Regions from separate parts of the Mus musculus genome. Here regions 2 and 3 are each linked to region 1. A link is a loop called in an ENCODE intact Hi-C map of the cell type or tissue named here. Cell type or tissue: heart. All regions are shown on one strand. Links, peaks and the distances in the headings refer to the core of each region. The heading gives the core; the rest is flanking DNA.

The links. Hi-C counts contacts between places; a loop is a spot of excess contacts. Peaks named below come from ENCODE experiments on the same cell type or tissue, not always from the same donor. Only the 100,000 strongest peaks of a DNase experiment are listed, where the experiment ranks them.
Region 2: it touches region 1 in a loop (11-fold over the local background); 17 of 42 quality-filtered maps call a loop at or near these places.
Region 3: it touches region 1 in a loop (7-fold over the local background); 40 of 42 quality-filtered maps call a loop at or near these places.

What each region holds. Positions count from the first base shown.
Region 1 is chr10:41,516,157-41,521,996 of GRCm38, forward strand. Cd164 (CD164 antigen) reads left to right here and starts at 3,344. Exons shown (of 6, transcript NM_016898.2): 1 at 3,344-3,544; 2 at 5,762-5,840. The coding sequence starts at 3,379. In heart, for the core only: a CTCF peak has its summit at 2,457; a DNase peak (open chromatin) is centred at 3,165; H3K4me3 peaks cover 3,691 bases; H3K27ac peaks cover 2,629 bases.
Region 2 is chr10:42,291,859-42,297,698 of GRCm38, forward strand. No RefSeq gene overlaps it. Among named protein-coding and RNA genes, the nearest start is that of Foxo3, 18 kb to the left of the region's middle. In heart, for the core only: a CTCF peak has its summit at 3,373 (motif pointing left); no DNase peak of the experiment used is centred there.
Region 3 is chr10:41,680,642-41,686,481 of GRCm38, forward strand. Ccdc162 (coiled-coil domain containing 162) reads right to left here. Exons shown (of 48, transcript NM_001358562.1): 5 at 2,526-2,639; 6 at 957-1,151. Among named protein-coding and RNA genes, the nearest start is that of Mir3473b, 13 kb to the left of the region's middle. In heart, for the core only: CTCF peaks have their summits at 2,350 (motif pointing left) and 4,303; a DNase peak (open chromatin) is centred at 2,340; H3K4me3 peaks cover 763 bases; H3K27ac peaks cover 525 bases; H3K27me3 peaks cover 345 bases.

The DNA of each region.
Region 1 (5,840 bases), core at 567-5,566:
CCCAGGGTTTCTTCCCCACATTTGCTTATTGAGTTCCCAGATAGAAGACACACTTGCAGCCTTTATATTTACAAGAAGCCCTAAATAGCACAATAGCTGGGCAGCTGCCTACCCTCCATGCTGTTAGAATCTACTTTCAAAAGAGGCATAAGTGGTTAACCCAGCTATTGTACTGTTTAGGGCTTATTGTAAATATAAAGGCTGCAAGTGTGTCTTCCATCTGGGAGCTCAGTAACCAAAGGTGGGGTAGAAACCTCAGGCTATTAGACATTAGAGAGTGATAAAGAAATTAGAAAATAGGCTTAGGAAATTAGAAAGTAATTTCTATAACATGTGTGCAGTGGTTCTTATGACCACCATTTAAAAGTATACATCCTGACACTTCCATGCCGGAAGTAGAGGCAAGAAGGTCAGCAGTTCAAGGTTAACCTTTATACACAGTAGTGTGAGACCACCCTAGACTACCTGAGACCCTGTCTCAAAATAAAATTTAAAAATCCAATAATTAAAATTAAAAATGGCATTTGCCCCCAACTATCAACTGATTACTTGGTAATGAGTGAGTGGTTTAGTAACACCATGTCCCAGATTCTTGAAGTTTTACATCATACTTTTTAAGTTAAACATGCTTGTTTTGGACTGCAAAGCAAGTGAAGACATTTCTAATGATGCCTGGCACAGCAGATACCCAATAAAAACTCGGTAATGTCTCCCCACAAAACCAGTCCAGTGACAGTGTGTCATCATTTCAAGGAACATTAACACTGTCATACTGTGTTGTGGCCAGTTTTCACTGATACCATATGTAATGGCTGGTTGTGTGTCACCTTGACACAAGCTGGAGTTATAACAGAGAAAGGAGCTTCAGTTGAAGAAATGCCTCCATGAGATCCAGCTCTAAGGCATTTTTCTCACTTAGTGATCAAGGGTGGGAGGGCCCATTGCAGGTGGTGCCATCCCTGGGCTGGTAGTCTTGGTTTCTATAAGAAAGCAAGCTGAGCAAGCCAGGGGAAGCAAGCCAGTAAGTAACATCCCTCCATGGCCTCTGCATCAGCTCCTGCTTCCTGACCTGCTTGAGTTCCAGTCCTGACTTCCTTTGGTGATGAACAGCAACATGGAAGTGTTAGCTGAATAAACCCTTTCCTCCCCAACTTGCTTCTTGGTCATGATGTTTGTGCAGGAATAGAAACCCTGACTAAGACACCACAGGAACTTTTCAATAAACCAAATTAATTAATTCAAAGGTATTTCCCTAACATTAAAACTGTTTTCTTCCTTACTTTCCCAAAATGGAACCACTACCTTTTACACAATGTAAATATTTGATATGCATAATATCTGATATGTGACCCCAAGAGGGTCTAGCACACTAGTTTTCAACTAAGGTTGTTGATTTTACCATTGGGGCACACTGAAAATGTTAGGGGGGGTGGTGTTGGCACAAGGGAAGTGTAGGGTGTTTTCTACCCTCTCCTAGATAGAGGCCAGGTTGTTATTACACAACCTATAGAGACTAGACAGGAAGAGTCAACTAGCCACAATAGCGTCAAAGTTGAGAAATAAGACAATAAATGGAATTTGGCTCCTTTAAACTGAAAATAAAGCTGATTCTACAGCAGTGAAAATGACTTTGGAACTAAATCTTGATCTAGTACTGTATATGCTATTAAAATAAACCGAGCCAGCAGTTTGTTAGTCTTGAAATTGTCCCCTTATAGAAACGAAAGGAAATCTGATGACTATAGTTGGAACACTCAAGTGACAAGCTGTTAAATCAATGGTCCCCACAGCAGAGTGTGTTCATCCTAGGGACAAATGAGATCATCGATTTGGGAGCAGGAAGAGGAGATGGAACATAACCTCTGCTTTAAAATCTCCAAACAGAAGTTCTTCTTTTAGCCTAGGTGTCATGTGAGGCGTTTGAGAGAACAGCAGCTTCTCTAAAGCTCTTATGATGACTATTTGACTGCACCTTAATGCTAAGACCATTGATTTGGTCAGTCACAACCCACTGGCTCATATTTATTTTACAGAGTACACCCACAAAGGAACCACATTAAATTCATTACTGGCAGAAATAAGGGCTTTCAATCTTTCGCTAAAGTTGTAAAAATGCTTTTAGAGTCATTTTTTAAAATGCATACTACAGCGAAACAGACACCACCGAAACATCTGATATTCTTGTTATTAGGGTCACATGCATAATTAAAATTATGACATTAAAATTGTAACATAAAATATGGCAAACGCTAAACAATCAAGACAGCATAGTGCAAAACCCAGGGACTCTTGCATGAGGGACAATCGTTCTACCAAATGAACTACATTCCTAGCTCTACCTATCATTTTCAAGTCTCATTTAAAAAAAAAAAAAAAACCAAAACCACCTACTATAAGCATGTCAAGCGTTGATTATTTTGTGAGACCCGGCATCAGATGGCGCTCACGACTAAAGAGAGCCAGAGTCCGCCAACAGGCACTGAAAATGCCTGTTCTGCCACTATGCTATCCTAGTGTCAGGGTCAGGTCACTTTCCCCAAGTCTCATACTTCGTCGCTCGTGATGTGGGGATAGGAAGAGGCACGAAGGCTTTTCATCCCTAGCCGTCTTCCTCTCTGACCACAGTGATTGGGGCTGGGACAGATCGATCCCTACTGCGGATCTCTGAGTGACTCGGAAGAAGCAGGTGAGGCAAGGGCACCGGTGGCGGTTACGACAAGGAAGCGTCCGGGACAGATCACTTTCGGTCCCACCCACAGCTACGGGCACTGAACCAGTGGCCCGGCAAACTCTTGGATCCCGTGGTTCCGTCATTACTGAGTCCCCGAACTCTCAAAAACAAAAATTCACACTTAAAAATAAATCAAGCTTCACGGAAGAAAAGGCGGCTCCTACAGAGCCCTAGGCGAGCGCGGTCAGCAGAACTCAAGCTCAGCGGTCTCAGAGCCTCCGGGCTTCTTACCCGCAGCGCGCTACCGAGGGGTCACGTGACACCTCGCGGCCCGCCTCCCAGGCGGCGCAGGTGGACGCCCCTCGCTACGTCACGTGGGCAGTTCCATCCTTGCCAGGGCGGGGGGAGATCATCCGTGGTGCAGATGTGAGGAAAGCTCCATTGTGCCGCGCGTGATCCTCCCAGGACAAGAAGGACGGCTTGCGACGCACGGACTGCTGCCCTAGAGGTCTCCGCGGCCGCTTCTCTCCCTCCGGCCGGCTTCCTAGTGGTCTCGCCCGTTCCGCCCCGCCCCGCCGGGCTGCTCACGTGACCGGCGCGCGCTCCCGCGGGGCGGGCTTCTCGGGGGGCGGCGCCGCAGGGACGCAGTGCTAGACGGAGCCTGCTTTGCCGCAGCTTTTCTCCCGGACGCCTGGGCTGAAGACACAATGTCGGGCTCCTCCCGCCGACTGCTCTGGGCCGCCACCTGCCTCGCCGTGCTCTGCGTCTCGGCCGCGCAGCCCAACATCACCACCCTGGCTCCCAACGTGACCGAGGTGCCGACCACGACCACCAAAGTGGTCCCGACGACGCAAATGCCCACCGTGCTACCAGGTGGGCGCCCGCCGCACGCGCCGAGCCGGTGGGGACTCGCGCAACATGGCCGCCCGGCCGGAGGACGGCGGCCCGACGGGGTGGGGGGCGAAGGCGACAGGCGAGCTAGGCCGCGAGCGTTGCCCTCAGAGGCGCCATCCCCCCAAGCGCCTGGTAACTCCGCGCCGCAGCTCGGGACGGCGACGTGGCTTGCTTCCGCGGTGGCAGTTAGGAGTAATTGGACGAGGCGACGCGCCCCGCGGTCGGCGGGGTGCGCAAACTTTGGGCTCGTGGGACAGACTCTTGTCCTCCCCTCGAAACTTCTCCGGAAGTTTCTAATGAAGGAGTTCGGGATAGGTGGGGGACATTTAGAGATGAGTTGGGTGTCCCTTTGCCCCCTCCCACCAGCGAGCCTCCTGTAACTTCACGTTGACTTAGCTGAGCGGTGTTGGCTGTATCTGAGATTTGAGTGGTAAGGGAAGAACGAGGCTTGTGGCGGATGATGAGAAGTGAAACCTAGGGACATATAAAGAGCAAGATGTGATCTCCCGGGGGCCTGTGTTTTAAGGCTGTGGAGTTAGGTTGAAATTCAGTCTGTCCGTTTTTCTGAAATCCGATCAAGGAACACGCCTTTTGTTCAACTCTAGGGTTCGTTAAGGCTTGTACAAATTGGCATAGGCCGTGACGACGCAAATGAGACAGAAGGTAAATTTGAAGTAATGAGGTGAAAACACGACGTGCTTTAAGTTGGTTATTGCTCTTAATCTAGTAACTGCGCTTCTCAACCTAAAGATTGACTTGTCCTAGTGCCTTCTCTAGGGTTTTGGTTTTTTTTTTTTTTTTTTTTTTTTAATATGAATAAAACTAAGTAGTTCCCGATTTTTTGTTAGAAGGATGCTAGGGTAACAGATATTTTTAAATGAACAAAGTAAATTACAGAACAGTTCTGGGAATCTCTATCACGGTTAAAGTGATAAAGTAAAATATTGTTTGACTCCTACCTACTTGACAATTTCCTCCCAGACTTGTAATGTGTGGGTTCTTCATATTGTTTTAAGAGAAGCCTGGAAATACAAGTTAATTGCCTTGTATAATTGAAATGCCCACAGAGGAGATAACTTGTGTTTTCTGGCAATTACGGGGTTAGCTGCAGCATTCCGAAGGCTGCATCCATTATCAGGCTACACTGTTGTGAACAGCGTGTCTTAAGAACGAGTACTTTATGAATGGTTCTTCGTGTCCTGTTTGCAGTAAATACGTGTTGAGATCCAGGGCTTCAGCAAAGGAGAATGGTGCAGGCGACTAGTTTCTAGAAAAGAAAGGAACTTAGCTCCATTCTGGCCTGCTAAATTCTAATTTCTGGATTGTTTGGTTTAGTGTTCCCGAAGCCCCAACCATACAGTTGTTTTGTTGCCACTTTGTAACTAATTGTGTTGCTTGTTTTGAATCCTAATGTAAATATGATAGGCAGATGGTCTTAGCAGGCCCCTGTGAAAGGGCTGTTCCACTCACCCACACCCCCAGAGGGGTCAGGACCCACAGGTTTGGATTGCTGTCGGGCACATATATGACAGTGGCCCCTTTAGGAGCATTTCCAGGTTGTAGAGAAGACTGTGGAAGTCAAATCACCGATGAAGACAAAATCTATTGAGATTGGCTTGTTTCTGTTCGAGTTGAATTTTTTCAAGCTTACGCGCTTTATTAAAACTTGTTTCTCTGGTGTTTGGAGGCAGTGGCTTCTCTGTGTTGATGTTCTAGTGTTTACTGTTTTATCTTGAGAGTCCATGAATGTATCTTCAGTCTTGTGAAGGATTGGCTGACAGTCACTTCCTAGTACTGTATACTCCCACCAGCTGTGGAACCCACTCTGTCTGGAACTCAGAGATCTTCTGCTTCTCCCTCTGAAGTGCTGGGATTACACTACCCCAGGCTTAAATAATTGTTTAATATTCGTGTGTATGTACATGTATGTGAACACACTTCCTGCCCCAGCATGCAAATGGAGGTCAGAAGACAACATTGGTTCTCTCCTTCCACCTTGTGCGTCTGGGGGATTGAACTCAGGTCGTCAATATTAATTTCCTGAACCATGCTTGAAATGTCTTATACCAGTTTATTAAGTTTGACTATTTTGAAGAATTATTAATTTTTAAAACTATATCTAACGCTTACTGTTGAAAATAGATGTAGAGCAAACTAATGAAATGTCAATTCATTGATTTCATAATTTCCCCTCAGAAACCTGTGCGAGCTTCAACAGCTGTGTTTCCTGTGTTAATGCCACCTTTACTAATAATATTACCTGCTTTTGGTTACA
Region 2 (5,840 bases), core at 346-5,345, 780 kb after region 1:
ACAAACAAAAAACAAACAAACCAACAAACAAAAAAACACACAAAAAAGTTTCAAGGCCAAGACATCACTACCTTACTATAAGGATAACAGTTGCCTCCTGTGGTGCTATTGCCAAGCAGCAGTGGGAGGTTGTGAGAGGGTGGGGGATGAAAAGGAGGAGATCCGAGAGGGTGGGAACCAGGAGGAGACCTGTTGTGATGGTAGACTTCATTTTTTTTTAAAGAATTATTTACTTATTTTATGTATACGAATACACTGTAGCTATCTTCAGACACACCAGAAGAGGGCATTAGGATCCCATTACAGATGGTTGTGAGCCACCATGTGTGGTTGCTGGGAATTGAACTCAGGGCCTCTGGAAGAGCAGCCAGTGCTCTTAACCGCTGAGCCATCTCTTCAGCCTGCTTAAGGATAGACTTCTTAAGGATTCGGTTAAGTCCGCTCTCTCCGTCTGGGTTTAGGGCAGCCATCACAAAAGGTCTGCCGCTGTCCTCCAACATCAGCTGAGACGAAAAACATCTCGTTCACCCATGAAGGCATTTAAGATGCCATTGGTTCCGTTTATAGCTATGATTATGGGTTGTTTCCTTCTCTCAGTGGATACAAAGTAAAATGGCAATGTTGTTGGCGTACTGGGCACCCTTTAACACCAAAACGGACCCTCATATGTAAAAGACTTGGAAATTTTTCCCAAAGGACAGTTTCTCTATCTGACTGTCAAGTCTCTCGTGTTTTTTTGTTTTTGTTTTTCAAGGCAGGGTTTCTCTGTGTAGCCCTGGCTGTCCTGGAACTCACTCTGTAGACCAGGCTGGCCTTGAACTCAGAAATCCGCCTGCCTCTGCCTCCTGAGTGCTGGGATTAAAGGCATGCGCCACCACAGCCCCACAAGTCTCTCGGTTCTTACATCCCCTGTTCCCTTTTCATTAGAAACAAAGCTAAGGAAAAACTGCCAACACCTCCTGCTGGCAAGAAATCGCACCTTAGAGGTACAGGTACCAGCCTCCTCTGTCCCCCTTGACTGAAGCATGCCCACTCTCACCAAAAAGAATGAGCCAGATAGGAAAAGAACCTTCTTAGTCTCTATTTAGGTATTTTGATGTTTGGAGACAGGGTCTCACTATATAGGCCAGGCTGGCTTTAACTTGACATCTCCTGCTTCCACTCGCCACGTTCTAAGACTAGAGGCATGTACCAGCACACCTGGCAGAATCCCCCCTTGGAAGCAGATGTGCTTTTATGAAGACCCCAACATGTCTTCTGGGTTTTATAACCAGTTCCACTTCTCCATACTAATCTAGCATAACTCTTAAAAGATTGAATAGTGACTCACCCCAGGGATGAATTGAGTCTCACGGTCGGGGTCTTGTTTTCCTGAGAGCCTCAACCTTCAGAACCACCTTGGGAGGTGAAGTGGGGTCGGCCAGTGGAGCTCTCAGCAAGCACTTGACCAGCTGTTTTGCCTGTGTGAGCCCTGCAATTACCTAGGGTGGGTTGGTCTGCTTTGCAACTACATCTATTAGCCTCAATCTTCAGTGCCGCTGGCCGCTGTGATCATGGTTGGAAGCATCCAGAGATGCTGTCTGACATCCGTCTCTCTCTGGGTATCATCAGTAACCCCTTAGCTGTGTGCTCCCTACCCTTGCTGCTGCCAAGTGCCACTGCCCCCACCTCTCCCCTGGATCTTTGCAAAATGGCCAACATAGGGGTTATGTCTGTGTGCATTCAGCCACACAGCAGGGCCACCAGTCTGTGCTGCCAAGCAGCGGCGGGTGCCTGCATGTGATTGCAGCTTTCAGAACATGCCTTGCGCACTCCAAAGCATTATACCAGAGGCAAGTCTCCACTTTCGCTCTTAAGTCCCTTTCTTGTAAACCACCAGGCTTGCTCAAGATGACCATTCCAGAAGCCTCTCTCACAGACACAGCTCAGACTGCTATCCAGGCTTTTCTGCTCCACCGGAGAGAGCACCACAGTTGCCCCTGGAGCACTGTGACCCCCAGAACAACTGAGCACTTGACCTCCTTATCTCTAGTGTCCGTCCTGGTAAGCCTTACTCCTTTGGTTTTCTACCTCTTGGCCACTACCCAGGAAGCTCTGGGAGGGGCAGAAGGGAACAGAAAGACCTCTGAGGAAGGCTCAAACATACAGTTCCATTACATTGCTCAAGACACCAAGAAACCACAGTACAAGTGCGTTGGGGAGGGTGACCTTACCCGAGCCCACACACCCACCCACACACAGCTGGTTGGCTGACTGGCCAGAGGCAGCTGCTTCTCAGCAACTTCTAGTACAATGAGTCACCTCTAAAACAGGACCCTTAACCTGCCCTGATGGGGACACTCAGACGTACTCAGGAGGGGTAAATTCTTTCCAATGGACCAGGATGAAGGAGCCATCATTTTCACACAATGCCATGAAGGTTCCCTCAGATGAACGAGTGCTTCTTCTATTTACCCACAACTCGAGGCCCTCTAGGTCAATCCTGCCTTGTTTCCAGCTAACAGGGAGAGGCCAAGAGGGCCTGGCTCAGTGGAAACCACTCAGATCTCAACCACACTTCCTGGGTTCCAGTGTTTCTCATGGGGAAATGAGTATTTTAATTGACTGGCACCTGCCAAGGGTTGGCTTTGTCTGAATGTTTGTAACCCAGCTGGGGACACTAGCTTACCATACTAGGAATGACATTGGGATTCCAAACATGTTTGGCACACATCCCAAGGTCTATTGCTAGTAAGAATCCAAGACACCTGCATGTGTGGCAGATGATGGGTACAGGCAGCATGGCACATGACATCCCTTTTCTAGAAACACTTATATCTGCTGGGCTCAGTCTCACTGGTTTTATCACGGTGTGGCTGACCACAACAGGGCCCCAACTTTGTAGGCAGAGAGGGAGAAGAGCACAGAATCGCAGTGCCCATTTCTTGTTGGCAGCTTTCAAGATCACACTGGGAAGTGTGATTGCATTAGCCTGCACCTTGTTACCAAGAAAACTAGAGAAGAAAGGAAGGAAGGAAGGAAGGAAGGAAGGAAGGAAGGAAGGAAGGAAGGAAGGAAGAGAGGGAGGGAGGGAGGAAGGAAGGAAGGAAGGAAGGAAGGAAGAGAGGGAGGGAGGAAGGAAGGAAGGAAGGAAGGAAGAAAGAAAGAAAGAAAGAAAGAAAGGAAGAGGAAGGGAAGGGAAAGGAAAGGAAAGGAAAGGAAAGGAAAAGAGAGAAAAAGGAAAGGAGAGAAAAGGAAAAGAGAGAAAAGGAAAGGAGAGAAAAGGAAAGAAAAGAAAAGTATTTTCTAACTAGGTGCCAGGGCACTGTGATAGGTTTCATCAGAGGCAGAGACTATGCTTGAATTTCTGATCTTCTCCTGCCATCTTGTGGCTGGGAGGACGAGCTTGCTCTAAAGACAAGGAGATGAAGGCAGGGAAGAGAAAAACAGTGCTGTGGCAGCCCAGTGACTTGCTGGGGTTCACTGCCCACCACTCTACATATCAATACTCATGTAGGAGTGTGTATTATGTGTATGTATTATGTATTATGCATGTATATATATATATATATGTGTGTGTGTGTGTGTGTGTGTGTGTGTATATTATGTCTGTATGTGTATGCGTAATATATGTATGTGTGTATATGTCTGCCTGTATGTATATATTATGTATGTGTGTATGCATGTATGTATGTATATGTATGTTTGTATATGTGTGTATGTATGTGTGTATATATGTATATATTTGTATGTGTTTATGCATAATGTATATGTATGTGTGTATATATGTATGTATATGTGTATTGACAGGGTTTTATCATGTAGCCTAAGCTGGCCTTGAACTCTCAGTAATCCTCTGGATTCACTCCCCTGAGTGTTGAGGTTACAGGTACAAGCTAACACACTCAGAAATATCCACTTTGGAATTCACACTGATTGTAGTAGCAGTAGTAGTAGTAGTAGCAGCAGCAGCAGTAGTAGTAGCAGTACTGAACTAGCTATGCAGTGAAGGATGACCTTGAACTTGATCCTTCTGCCTCCACCTCCCGAATGCTCAGTTCTATGATGCTGGGGCTTAAACCCAGGGCTTCGATAATTTCCCAGCGCTGTGCCTATTATCCCAAGCCTGAGGTCGGCATGGTACTGCACACCTGTAGTCCTAACAGCACTGGAGAGGCAGAGACAAGAGAAAGAAGCGCTCCCGGCTAGCTTGCCTAACAGGAGATTTTGTTCAAAACAAACTAGCATTTCTACACTCAGTCTCTCCTTATCTGTCTGTGGTGCAACCAAAAATTCCTTCACATGAACTGATGTCCACACCTACAAAACTGTCTTCCTTCCCTGATCACCCGACCCAACAGTTTGAGACAGGATGGCACTATGTAGCCCTGGCTGGAGTGGAAATCACTACATAGACCAGGCTGGCCTTGGCCTCACAGAGACCCTTCCTGCCTCTGCCTCTGGGGTGATGGGATTAAAGGCAAGTGCCACTATGCCAGGCTTAAAACTTTCTTAAACCATTTTTGTTTCAAATATAACTTTTAGAAAGCATTTGTTTTAGATTTACTTTTTTAAATTAAACTTTTGTTTGGTTTTTTGAGACAGGGTTTCTCTGTGTAGCCCTGACTATCCTAGAACTGACTCTATAGACCAGGCTGGCCTCGTACTCAGATCCACCTGCCTTTGTCTACAGACTTCTGGGATTAAAGACATGTGCTACTACCACCAGCTATAATTAAACTTCTGAGACGTGTTCATTAGCATGCAATGGTAAGACGACCTTCGGAGAGAGGTTGTCTGTGCACTTTCCCAGTTTCCCCCCTAGGGGCACTGAAAGGTAGCATTTTACACTGGGATGCTGACACTGGCTAGGCCCCCATACTGAACAGTGCCATCTGAGTTACTTATCTGCTGCTCCGCTGAAACACTGTTACCATGGCACCTTAAAGAAAGACAGATCATTTGGGTTTGCTGTTCCTAATAGATAAAAGTCCATTGGGGGTGGGGGAGCTGGAGAGATGGCTCAGTGGTTAAGAGCACTGACTGCTCTTCTGAAGGTCTTGAGTCAAATCCCAGCAACCACATGGTGGCTCACAACCATCTTTAATAAGATCTGATGCCTCTTCTGGTGTGTCTAAAGACAGCTAAAGTGCACCTATTTATAATAATAAATAAATCTTTGGACCTGAGCGAACAGGGCCAGAGCTAGTGGGATTGACTCCAGCGAGCAGATGTCCTAAATTTAATTCCCAATAACCACATGAAGGCCCACAACCATCTGTATGTCTACAGTGTACTCATACATAAAAAATAAATAAATAAAAACTTTTTTAAAGAGTCCATTACTGGGCTGGAGAGATGGTTCAGAGGTTAAGAGCACTCTCTGCTCTTCCAGAGGTCCTGGGGTTCAACTCCTAGAACCACATGGTGGCTCACAGCCATCTGTAATGAGATCTGGTGCCCTCTTCTGGTATGCAGGTGTACATGCAGATACAGGACTCATACGTTAAATAAATTAATAAATATCTGTGGTGTCAACAGAGCAAAATGTTTTTGTTTTTGTTTTTGTTTTTAAAACAAGAATCCCGCATCATCATGGCAGGGAAGCATGCTAGGAGCTAGTACAATGACTGCAGTGGCAAACTGAGATCTCACCTCTTAAGCTGCAAGTGGGAAGCTGGGAGTAACAACTGAGAATGGCAGAAATCTCTTAAGCTCTCAAAGCCCACCCCCAGTGATGTACCTCCTCTAGCAAAGCCACACCCCTGAATCCTCAACAGTGCCATCAACTGGGGACCACATATTCAAACACGTGAGCCCATGGGCAGGTATGTGGAAGGGGCATCTTATTCAAATCACTA
Region 3 (5,840 bases), core at 346-5,345, 160 kb after region 1:
CACTCCAGAAGAGGGAGTCAGATCTCATTACAGATGGTTGTGAGCCACCATGTGGTTGCTGGGATTTGAACTCGGGACCTTCAGAACAGTCAGCGCTCTTAACAGCTGAGCCATCTCTCCAGCCCCAAGACCCAGGTTTAGGAGTGCATGGTTGTACGATCATGTGACAGAGGAGAGAAAGAAGTACAGACCACAGCGCTCGCTGGCTCTGCAGAGGGAATGGATCCGGGTGACCACCGGGTTTCTTTGGGGATCCTCTAACCTGACTTAGGGCATCACCCTCATAATTCTCACTCCATACTGTCCCCTGACCCCCTGGCTGCTTTGGCAATGCTGGGGACAGAACTCCTTCCTGGCCCTGCTCAAGCTATGGTGCATATTCTACACCTGCGCTACTAAAGCCACCTTAACTATTTACTTTATTACTCGTCATTATGTTCTGAGACAGGTTATCACTGTGTATAAAGCTAATCTTTAACTCACCACAGAGACCAGCTTGGCCTCAGAATCAAGACCCTCCAGACTTAGCCACTGGGATTAGATAACACCACCATGTCCAGCCCAGCTCCGCTTTCTAACCCCATCACATTGTAATAGAAATTTACTCACGCCCCCCCCCCCCCCCGTGCGCCTCCACCCCTTCCAACCAGCAGGGGACCCTGTTACTTTTTAGCAAAGGCCAAGGCTTTGCTGCATGGCCCAGGACAAGCATCCTGACATGATTTCCTCATTACATTCTGCCAAGGAAAAGCCGTGTGCCGGAATGGAAGTCCCTGAATCCTAAGACACCAAAGGGAGCAAGAACTGAATGAATACCAAGCAGAACGGGAGAGGTTTTCCTGAGAGAGCCAAATGGACAGAGTGCTGGCTGGGGAATGTTTCCTCATGTCAGGGCACCGTGCTTCCCCTTCCCCTTCCCCAGGGCATGTGTACCGGCACACTAAGGGTCCTACTACCTGCAGGAAGTGATGGATGGTCCTGAGAGCATGCAGGTGACACACTAACCACCTGGTATAAATCGCCAGGTCCTCCTGAGTCACCAGGTCGGGACGGTTGTTTTTTCCCATAAGTAAGTTTTCTCTAGCAACCGACAGCCTTTCTGCTCTCTGAACTGAGTCGTTGAACTCCTGCATGATGTAGTCAACTTGTTTCTGTTTAAGAGAGATACAGACACACCGTGGGCTGTTGGCAAGCATTGTTCTCTGCAATGCTGTCTGGGCGGCAAATAAGGGACTTTTTGAGTCCCACCCCCCCAAGTTCTTCTACAGTTTGGATTCAGTTGAGAGAGGCAGTGTCTTACTCTCCCAACTCTGAGGGACAGCAATTTAACAGTGCAGGAGGGTGTTTGGTATCAGGAGTCTACCTCCGACCTTCCTATTTTGGCCAAGTCTACAAGAAAAAAAAATGCACATGTCCTAGGTCCTAGGTAAAAATTATGTCAGGGCTCATTTTCAAAGTAGGAATCTTTTTTTTTTTTTTTTTTTTTTTTTTTTTTTTTTTTTTTGGCACTGTGACACACACCTTAATCCAAGCACTTAAGAATCAAAGGCAAGCCAGGTGTGGTGGCACACGCCTTTAATCCCAGCACTCGGGAGGCAGAGGCAGGAGAATTTCTGAATTCGAGGTCAGCCTGGTCTACAGAGTGAGTTCCAGGACAGCCAGGGCTATACAGAGAAACCCTGTCTCGAAAAACCAAAAAAAACCAAAAAACCAAAAAAACAAAAAGAGAGTCAAAGGCAAATGGATCTATGTGAGTTTGGGCCAGCCTGGGCTACACAGTGAGTTCCTGGACAGCCTGGGTTATATACTGAGCCCCTGTCTCAACAACAACAATAACAAAAGTAGCAATCTTTGTCTTCTGCTACTTTATGGCAGAGCACAGGAGAAGGCATGTCCATCGGTTCCTTTCCTATCTTTAGTTGTCAGTTTCTTTTAAAAAGAAAGGCAGCCTGCCATGTGTGGGGCCTCGCTCGGGCTTGACTACCACGTTCTCCTACAAATGGGCCTTGCAAGCATGTTTGGAGTTAAGTGTACGTCCTTAACCAAACACTGCTTGTCCTCTAAAGAGGCCTTCAACCCAGCAAGTAGCTTCAGGGTACGCACAGAGAGCTGTAAGGAGGACATCAGGGCCACCCTGAGCAACCAATGGGATGACCGACATCACGGCCACATTGTCCTTTACAACAACGACAAGCTTACTGGCCGTGTTGCTTTATTTAGAAAATACATATATAAAGCAACTAGAGATGGTTCCGTGGTTAAACATGCCAGCTGCACTCACACAGGCAGCTCCTAGCAACCTGGCTGTAACTCCAGTTTTAAAGGGGATCTGCTGCCCTCTTCTGGCATCCATGAGCATTGCATCCATGTGGACTAATGTGTGCACACACATAAACACATTAATTTAAAATGAAAATAAAAGTCTTTTTAAAATTACATCCATATATCATATATACATATACATCATTACATATGCGATGCACAGATACATGCTCTCCCACCGGGTCTGCTCCCTGGCCCCTTACCTTATAAAGAGGGTAGAGTTCTTCCATGGCCATACTGGTCTGGCAGAGCCTCTTCCACCTCAGCACGTGCAAATATTTACTCTGGCCCAGCTGCGTAATTCTCTCTGTGTAATACTTTACCAACAACAAAAATAAGCACTTACCAGAATATAATTATAGAAAGGGGGCTGATCGAGCCTTACGAACACTAACAATATAGGTGATGGTTGCTTTGAAAATACTTTTTTTTTTCTTACAGGAACACCATCAAATGAAGTCTGGTTCAAGATCCTTCCGATGTAAAGCAACAAGAGCAAGCAGATGTGTCTAAATCTCTGTGATCTGCTACTGAATTAACTGGTCACAAGCTCCTTCGTCAGCTACTGGACTGTTGGCAGTGACTTAGGATACTATAGGCTTAAAGTCGAGCTGAAGTTCTGGGTGGAGAAACTGAAATTATGGCTGGGAGAAATGCTGGATCAGTAAAATGCTTTTCAGAAAAACACAGAAACCAGAGTTCCATCTCCAGAACATATGTTGAGAAGAAAAGAGAAGAGAAGGAAAGGAAAAGAAAGGAAAGGGGAGGAAAGGGGAGGGGAGGGGAGGGGAGGGGAGGGGAGGGAAGGGAAGGGAAGGGAAGGAAAGGGAAAAAAGACAAGAAAAAGCAAAAGCAAAGCCATTTCTGGCGGCACTCAGAACGCAGGGGAGGCAGAAACAGACAGGTAGGTCCCTAGGGCTCGTGACCACTCGACCTTCCCTGCTTGGCAAACTCCAAGAGAGAACTCCTGTCTCCAAAGAATAAGATCACAGCACCCAAGGTGTGACACCTGAGGTTTTCCTCTAGGAAACATACAAGCACACACATGTACCCATGCATCCATGCACACACACACACACACACCTAAACCTGTGAGTCAAAAAGTCCATTACAAGTAAGATTAGTGGCTCAGAGAGGTGGCCCTCTGGGTAAGGGAACTCCTTATGCAATCGTGATGACCCGGGTTTGATTCCTGGGACCCTTGTGGAGATGGAAGGCAGGAAGTAACTCCATCAATGTTGTCCACCGTCCCCCACGTGTGCACCACGGTGCGTTCCAAAACACATACACAGAGTAATAACAAAAAAGAAAAAAATTAAGACTATAGTTTATAAAAATCAGACTGAAAATTTTCGCTTACAATTAAAATAAAAGCAGTGGCACATTCCTATAACCCTCGTGCCTCGTGCTCAAGAGGCCAAGGCAGGAGATTTATGAGTTTGAGGGCAGTCATGCAGATGGCTTTTCTATCCAGGGATAAAAATGACGCTGCGAAGAAATGAGTCCTGTTGCATTCTTTCATCACGAGTAGAGAATCTGACAGAATACTTGAGGCAACTGTTTTTCTGTCCCAACATAGTGCCAGGGTTCCTGGGGAAAGAGAACCACTTGTCATGGTTCCCGCGAGCCGAGACGCTCACTCACGCTGCTGAGACCCAGCAAGGAGAGGAAACGGTAAGGGAGCGGAGGGACCTCTGAGTTAAGGAGAGAAGACTTGAAACGTGAGGCGAGGCGAGGCGCGGAACAGGAACCCAGGAACCGGGGAGTTTGTAGGCTGCGGCACTGGAGAGGAGGAAGCCAGTCAGAGAAAGGCAGGCTCGGAAAGGACCCCACGGGTCTGTTTGTTGAGTACCTAGCCAGGCACGCAGCAGGAGACGCTCCAGGAGGCTGTGTAAAGAATAGCTGACCCTGACCGACCGAAGGCCAACAGCTCTTAATAGGTTCTTACTGGACTGGCTGCAGGCTGTTCAAGTTCCAGCCACCAGGTGAAAGTGTCCCTGGATACCCGAGACATCCAACACCAGGGCTCTGGTAATGAGGACAAACTGAGCCTAGAGTGAAGATTATCCTAAAGCCACACAAGGCAGCCCTGAAGGGAGTAAGTGGGTCTGTGACTTAAAAGCTTCCCAGAACAAAGTCCAACACTTGACGGGAAACACAAAATCCACGGCATCCGATAGTGAAAATTTGATTATTTTTAGCATTCATTTATAAGTGATTTTATAAACTATAGTCATTCAAAGCAACAAGGAAAAGATCTGTGGGCAGAAGAGCAGTTAGTGAGAAGACGACAAGAACCAACCTAGTTAACAAGGTCAGCAAGCCAAGTGTTTAAAGGTCCGAAGACTGAAAGCGAATGTGAATGCAGCTTGAAGAGTCTAGGAGTCTAAAAGTAAATACACGTTTGAAGCAAACACTGAACCGACAAGATTAGAGGTACATTAGACTTTGCATGGAAAATGTTAGAAAACTTCAACTGGGACTGGTGGAGGTGGCGCACGCCTTTAATCCCAGCACTTGGGAGGCAGAGGCAGGGGATCTCTGAGTTCGAGGCCAGCCTGGTCTACAAAGTGAGTTCCAGGACAGCCAGGGCTACACAGAGAAACCCTGTCTCGAAGAACAAAAACAACAAGAACAAAAGCTAGTAACCTTGAAGAGCAATAGGAACTTCACAAAATGAAGTAGGTACCAACTGCAAACAAGGATACAGCCAAAGGGAACAGGATCTTGGTCTTTCCGAGGTGATAGGAAACACTGTAATGGATGTGCAATTTAAGCAACGGGTCTCGGAGCTGGGCTTAAACTCAGGAATGAGCTTGACAATTAAGATACTGTTAACTAAGAATGATATAACGTATAATTTAGTCAAGCCTTTTTGGTTAGTTGTAAGAGTGGTTGTGCTTGTGTGGAGGGTTGAGGTTGATTTTGGAATAGTTTTTTCTAGTCAAATTAAGTCTAGGAGAGTTAAGGATGTTTTTAGGCTTAGGTTAAGAGATTTTATGGGTGTAATGCAGTGAATAATGGATGGGAAAAAGCCTAGTAAGGTTGAGAAAGATGAATATGAGTTTGCTTTGTTTATTGAGAATTTTATAGTCACTCCCAGAACCCAGAAAACTCTGTTTAAAGAAACCGTGCTTAAAAGTTTTCAAAAATTAAGAAATGCTCTCGCCAGGCGTGGTGGCACACACCTTTAATCCCAGCACACGGGAGGCAGTCTCATGCTAGCTGTCCAGGGTCAAGAAACACAGACACAAGTCCATGATGAGGAACACTGGTGGCCATGTTTGAAGGCCGCCTAATCCAGCATCTATATTTTTCAGCATCATGACTGCTATGATTTGGACCTTAAGGGTCTCCCACCAATACTGTCTTTTGAAAGCTCAGTCCCCAGAACAGCAATGTTCAGAGGTGGACCTTTGGCAAATGAATGGATCAATGGGGCCCGGACCTTATCAATGGATTAATCCATTTATGGATTCAAAAATTAGCGGCTTGACAGGGCGGACCTTTGTTCTAAA